Linked DNA regions of Homo sapiens: region 1 is linked to region 2. Evidence: chromatin contacts called from ENCODE Hi-C data. All regions are on one chromosome and are shown on one strand. Each heading gives the region's core, a stretch centred on a gene start or an enhancer-like site at or near the end of the contact. The rest is flanking DNA. Distances are from core to core; before and after follow the strand shown. Region 1 holds the start of SGO2 (shugoshin 2). Region 2 holds the start of INO80D (INO80 complex subunit D).

Region 1 (2,700 bases), core at 4-2,503, 5.6 Mb after region 2:
AAATCAAAGATCACTATCTATCTCAAAGACAGTAGAACACAGAAACTCCCCACAAACTGTTGCATCTCACACACCTGAAAGGGATCCTAACATAGAAATCTAGTTCATCTCCCAAAAAATCCAGTCTGGAATATCAAATCTCACTTTACTAATTAGGAAACCACAGCTGGACTGCCCTCCCCAATAAGCTGGTTCTGACACAATTCCTTAATTTAATAAACGACACTGTCAATCGCCTATTCAAATCCTCATGCCAGAAATCTGGGAGTGTTCCTTGACACTGCCCTGCAACCCCCTACATCAATGACCTCACCAAGGGAAACTTTAGGAGCCAGAACCAGGCATTTGGGGTACTGTTCCAGGGTGATTTACCATATAGACACTGAGACATTATGATAGTGATTACAACTGTGTTGGAGCTCCAGTTCCAACGTTTCATAGCTATGTGATCTCAACACCTCTTCGTCTCAATTTCCAGATTTATAAAACCATAAAAAATAAGGGCATCTCCTTGTAGGGACTAAATGAGCCAATGTATGTACAGTGTCTAGTACGGGACCTGGTAAACTATCAGCACTCAATACCAGCACTCTGTGACACTTGTCCGGCCAGCATCTCGACTATCTCTAAATACGAAATACTCAGTTCCACATCCAATTCTCCTGAATTGGATACCTCATCTAAAAAATCATTGTCCCTATTCTCTACTGAAATCCTACCTGTACATCAAGCAGCTCAAGTTCTAAGTTCCAAGTTCTCCCTAGTCTTCCATCACCCCTTCGCCTTCAGCCAGCCTCTCCAAACGAGAGGGCTCCTTCGAGAACTTTGGCACGCAGTCCCTAACATTCATTCCGCAGACACGTACTGAGCGCTCACAATGCCCTAGAAACTGTTCAAGGGAGTAGAGCAGTCCCAGAGACAGAAATATCTTCCCTTAAGTAGCTGACCTAACTGGTGGCTCTCCCCGCTCGCCCTGCCGGACGCTCAAATCTCAGAAACAAGAGGCAGCGACTCAAAGCCAAAACAGGACTCCGTCAACGAACCCCTCGTAGCCGGAGAGGGGCCGCCGTCCCGGATCCCGGAGGACAGAGGGCGGAAGACGAGCCGGAGACCGAGGCGGACAGCGCCTAGAGAACCGACTCAAGAACGACACCGATCCCGACAGGGAGAGGGCGGTCACGTCAACTGCCGCAGGCCACTAACTTACCTCTCTTTCAGCGTGGGGCACCCCCACCCAGCTCCGGGAGCTCGGCGAGCAGCAGCGGCTGCGGCTTGGGTTTAAACGCCACAGCCGTTGGCGGTTGCCCCATCAGCCAATCGGGTCCTGCGAAGATGGAGCAAGGGAGGGCGGTTACTAGGAAGTGAAAGGCGGAAAGGGCGGGACGCCGCTGCTAGGGCAGGAAGGGGCGTGCCCAGGCGAGCCGGGGGCGGCACAGTCTGCGTGACAGGGGTGCTCTTCCGCCCTGTGTTGGTGGCGGTCCGCTGTCTCCTGAAGCGTTGATGGAAAAGGAAACTCTCCTCTGACATTCATTATCAATCACATGTCTGAAAGGCTTGACAGCCACCTCAAGTCTGTTAGAAGGTTTATGTTGTTTACTGGGATACTACCCACCCACATCTTACCATTTCTTCTGCATCCTTGCATTTCCAAGTGTGACGCCAGCACATTTAGTTTTCACTTAAAAGCTCTCCCCGTTTTTCTTTTAACTTTCTGGGGGAAAAGCAGCAATGACATTTCGTTGCAAACCCCGGATCTCATTAATATTTAGGTCTTGCACTAATGGTCTGTTTTAGCTGAATATACAAGAATGACGTTTTCCATTATACACAACTACATTTTAAAAATGTATTATTCACCTTATATTCCATGTCAATTCGCTTATTTTTCGCAAATTACTTTCATAATTTTTACAAAGAATTTGGAGAAACTACAAAGAATAAAATTTCCTCTTTGTATGCCATTGGACTGAAAATGAAAATAGCTTGTTAAATCAAGGTTCCAATAATTGATGATACAGTAATGCAGTCAGCTTCATATTCTTGTCAATTTTTTGTTCATTCGAAGACATTTGAGAATTACAGCTTTCCATTTTTACTTTAAAGAATCTAGACAAATGATGCAAAACATGCTTTTGAGTTAAGATCTTTTAGTCTAATATAAATCACGATCAGTCTCCAAACAGATCTGGTTACATGAATCTTGTGTAAGTAGAAAAGTATTTACTGATTGTCCAGCTGCTAAAATTCCAGAAGACAGTGGTTTACAAAGTAATATACTGGTTATAGAAATTTATGCTTACCTAGGAGTTAACTAGCACTATATCTTGTTTACCCAGCCTGACACATTAAATGCTCAATGTATGTTATATGTTTTTTTAAATGAACCTTGTAGTGACTGTGCCATTTAATGGTTATTTAATCTTGGCCAAACTACTTAATCTCTCTGGGCTTCTGTTTCCTTATTTGTAAAATGGAGTTAAACAGCATCCCATATATTTTTATGATGGTTTCAATCAATGGGCCCTTTTGTTCAAATACATTAATATTGCTCTCTTCCCAATGGACACATTTTGTAGTTACAGCTTCAAAACCAAAACAAATAGAAAAGGGAGACAGGAAAATCAGAGGTAGAAGAGATGCTAAAACATTTATCAAGACATGAATACCAAGACCTCTTTAAAAAAAAAAGTGCTAGCCGGG
Region 2 (2,700 bases), core at 41-2,540:
ATCCCCAGTAGAACATACAAAGATAGTCGGTTCTTTTTCTATTATTTTTCTCTTTCTTCACAAAAATAGAAAAATGTCTCTGCAATTTATCCTCCAATAAGCGTTCTATTGGAATCGATGTAAATGGGTACCCTTTGTCCCTCTCACCTCTGTGCTAACAGCATTGTTTAACTCTGATCCCATTTATCTAGTAAGCTTTGCTCATTTAAAAAAGTAAATTCATGACATCCACTGCAATATACAAAAAGTCTATCATACAGGCTGGCAGCACATTGGAAGTTCTGAACTAACATAACTAACAAAAATAGCCACATTTCTCAATTCTGTGACACAAAAAGCAGATAGCAACATGTGTAATGCACCAAAGATCTAGCTAGAGTTTAAAGAATCTAAATAAATAAAAAAATTAAATGCCCGGATATAATTCTTAATAAGCTATTTTACCTCAAGAAAAATCTAAGGCTGTCTTTAAAATCTCTTTCCAGTTTTACTGTATCCTTTCTGTATGGGCAGCATAACAGAATTTCCAGAAACAGGGGCCGTTTTTAAATCCCCAGTGATAGCTGCCTTTATCTGCACTGTGGAAAATGACACACTGTATCATGCCTTTCTGGACAGTCCATAGGTTTTATTTACATTGCTTTGAGAAACAGACGAAAGACATGTTTTTTTACAATTGTCTTACAGCAATCTGTTCTGAGAGTAACATGTAACACAAATTTTTATATGCAATATATGAAAACATAAATATTTATATATACAATAACATAACCAGACAAATAAATGAAGTTACTATTAAGTCTCTTTAAGTATAAATTTACAAACTGACCACCAGCCACAGAACTTAGCCCTGTAATGGAGAAAAATTATTACTGGCTTAAAAAAATATTAAAATATCACTGTCACTAACATGAAAAAAATTAAAAACAGAAAATAAAAAACAATAACCACCGGAAAACCTGTGTCTTGTAAAGATTTCTTTCCATCAGAAGATGCAGAAACATTTTTCCCCCTGGAGCAAATGAAAACGTTTCTCATGCACCCCCCGTTTCTTCCCTGCTTTCTCCCCCAGGCGCGGGTGTAGACGGCCGGTGTGGACTTTTTTCCAGAGATGAGAAGTAAAAATTTGTACTTTATCGGGAGCGGGTGCACTTTTCCCCCTGGCCCCCCTTTGCTCTGCCTCCAAGATGGTAGGAAAGTTGTCGTTTCGGAGGGCAGAGGAGCAGCTCTCTGGTGTTATGTCCTCGCAGTGCCTGTAGTGGTGCTGTAGGAGGCTGCTGCCTCTTCTTGTACAGCCCCGGCAGCCCTGCCTTCTTGGCTGGAGAGTATATTCAGGGATTTCCCCTTAATAATCACCGACCCTGGGAGCACTTTTTAGTTTCCAAAATAAAAATATGATCCTCACCCCTCTTGCTTGACAGGGAAAGGCTCTCGCCGGAGCCCAGGGGGGAGCAGTAGCAGCGGCAGCCGAGCTTCCTAGTCCATTGCCAGCGCCTCTCACTCTGATCTGTCAGCCCAGCCGAGGGAACAGGGGGGAAGGAGAAAAAAAAAAGCAGCTGAAAGGTAAGCAGAGGCGGCCCCAGGCCCGGCCCACATCCCCGGGCTCCCGTAGGGCGGCGGGCTGGGCCGCGCAGGCTGGGCGGGCGGCGAGCGCGCTTACGTGAGGCCGGGGATTCGCCGGCCCACGCCAGGCCCCGGGCGGAGAATGAAAGGGTGAGTGGGGCCGGCGCCCGGGTGGTGGAGGCCGGGGGCCTGAGGGCCTCCGGGGCGCCCGCGGGCGGCGACGGCGGGCGGGCAGGGGTCCAGCCGGAGCCGGAGTGGGGCGAGCGGAGCGGCCTGCGCGGGCCAGGTGGGGGTGTGCGGCGGGAGGGGGGGGCGCCGGTAGGCCTCGGGCCGGTAGGCCCCACGGCAGCCGCGCCCTGCCCCCGCACCCCGGGCCTCCGCGCGCCCCCTCGAGTCCCCCGGGGTCTCCGGGTGGGACGGCGGCGCTGCTGGGCCGAATCCCGCGCCGGCCCGGAGGCTTTCCCGCGGGGCGGCAGGCCCGGGCTGCCGGGACAGGGGCGTCAGGGCCTAGGAGTGGGGAGTGGGGAATGGGCGCCCGGCTCCCCTTCCCCCGGGTCTCTCGCAGACGGCCCCCAGATTCCGGTAAGAGTTGAATTTATTTATCCCCCTCCTCCGCGCTCCGGACGGCCAGGCCGGGGCGGGGCGGGGCGGGCGGCCTGGCGGGCGTGGGGTCGGGTGGAGGGGCGGTGAGGAGTCAGGTGCAGCCGCGGCCCAGAAAGTTTCCTTTTAGGCCCGAACTGGGGGCCGCTGTCTCTCCGGGGAGCCCTGGTCCTAGCGCCCGGGACCCCCCAGGGCGTGGGGGAGCGCACTCGGCTATTTTGAAACTCTTTGCCAGTTCCTGTCCATTGAAGAAGGTACTCCGCCCCTGCACCCCTCGCCCGCGCCCCACCCAACTCCCCGCGAGCCCATTCGGGGCTGCTAACTCCAGCCCCTTCCCCCTAGAGCCCCCCAGGTTGGGGAGAGGGCCTTCTCTTCCGGTTTGGAAAAGTTTGCAAGGGGCTTTTCTTAGCTTTATTAGTTAGTGACTGGGTTTTTGGGGTGGGAAGGAGGAGGTAAACTCAGGTGGTGTTTCTGCCGGACAATCTTTCCCTATTGCCTTTTTTAGCCCTTACCCCACCAACTGGGGGTGTTATTTTC

The links. A loop is a pair of places that touch in the nucleus more often than their neighbours do. Pooled maps may share reads with other maps.
Region 1: a pooled map shows a loop between it and region 2 (8-fold over the local background). The contact joins the promoter of SGO2 here to the promoter of INO80D in region 2. A Hi-C loop is called at or near these places in 7 of 50 pooled maps.

Annotation. Positions count from the first base shown.
Region 1 is chr2:200,524,760-200,527,459 of GRCh38, reverse strand. SGO2 (shugoshin 2) reads right to left here and starts at 1,253. Exons shown (of 9, transcript NM_152524.6): 1 at 1,208-1,253. RefSeq lists a silencer at 1,335-1,384.
Region 2 is chr2:206,084,764-206,087,463 of GRCh38, reverse strand. It overlaps INO80D (INO80 complex subunit D), which reads left to right and starts at 1,290. Exons shown (of 11, transcript NM_017759.5): 1 at 1,290-1,563. INO80D-AS1 (INO80D antisense RNA 1) reads right to left here. Exons shown (of 2, transcript NR_186084.1): 2 at 1-1,507. RefSeq lists enhancers at 1,034-1,143, 1,154-1,203, 708-1,527, 1,254-1,543 and silencers at 1,594-1,803, 1,884-2,053, 2,074-2,273, 2,314-2,363, 2,265-2,559.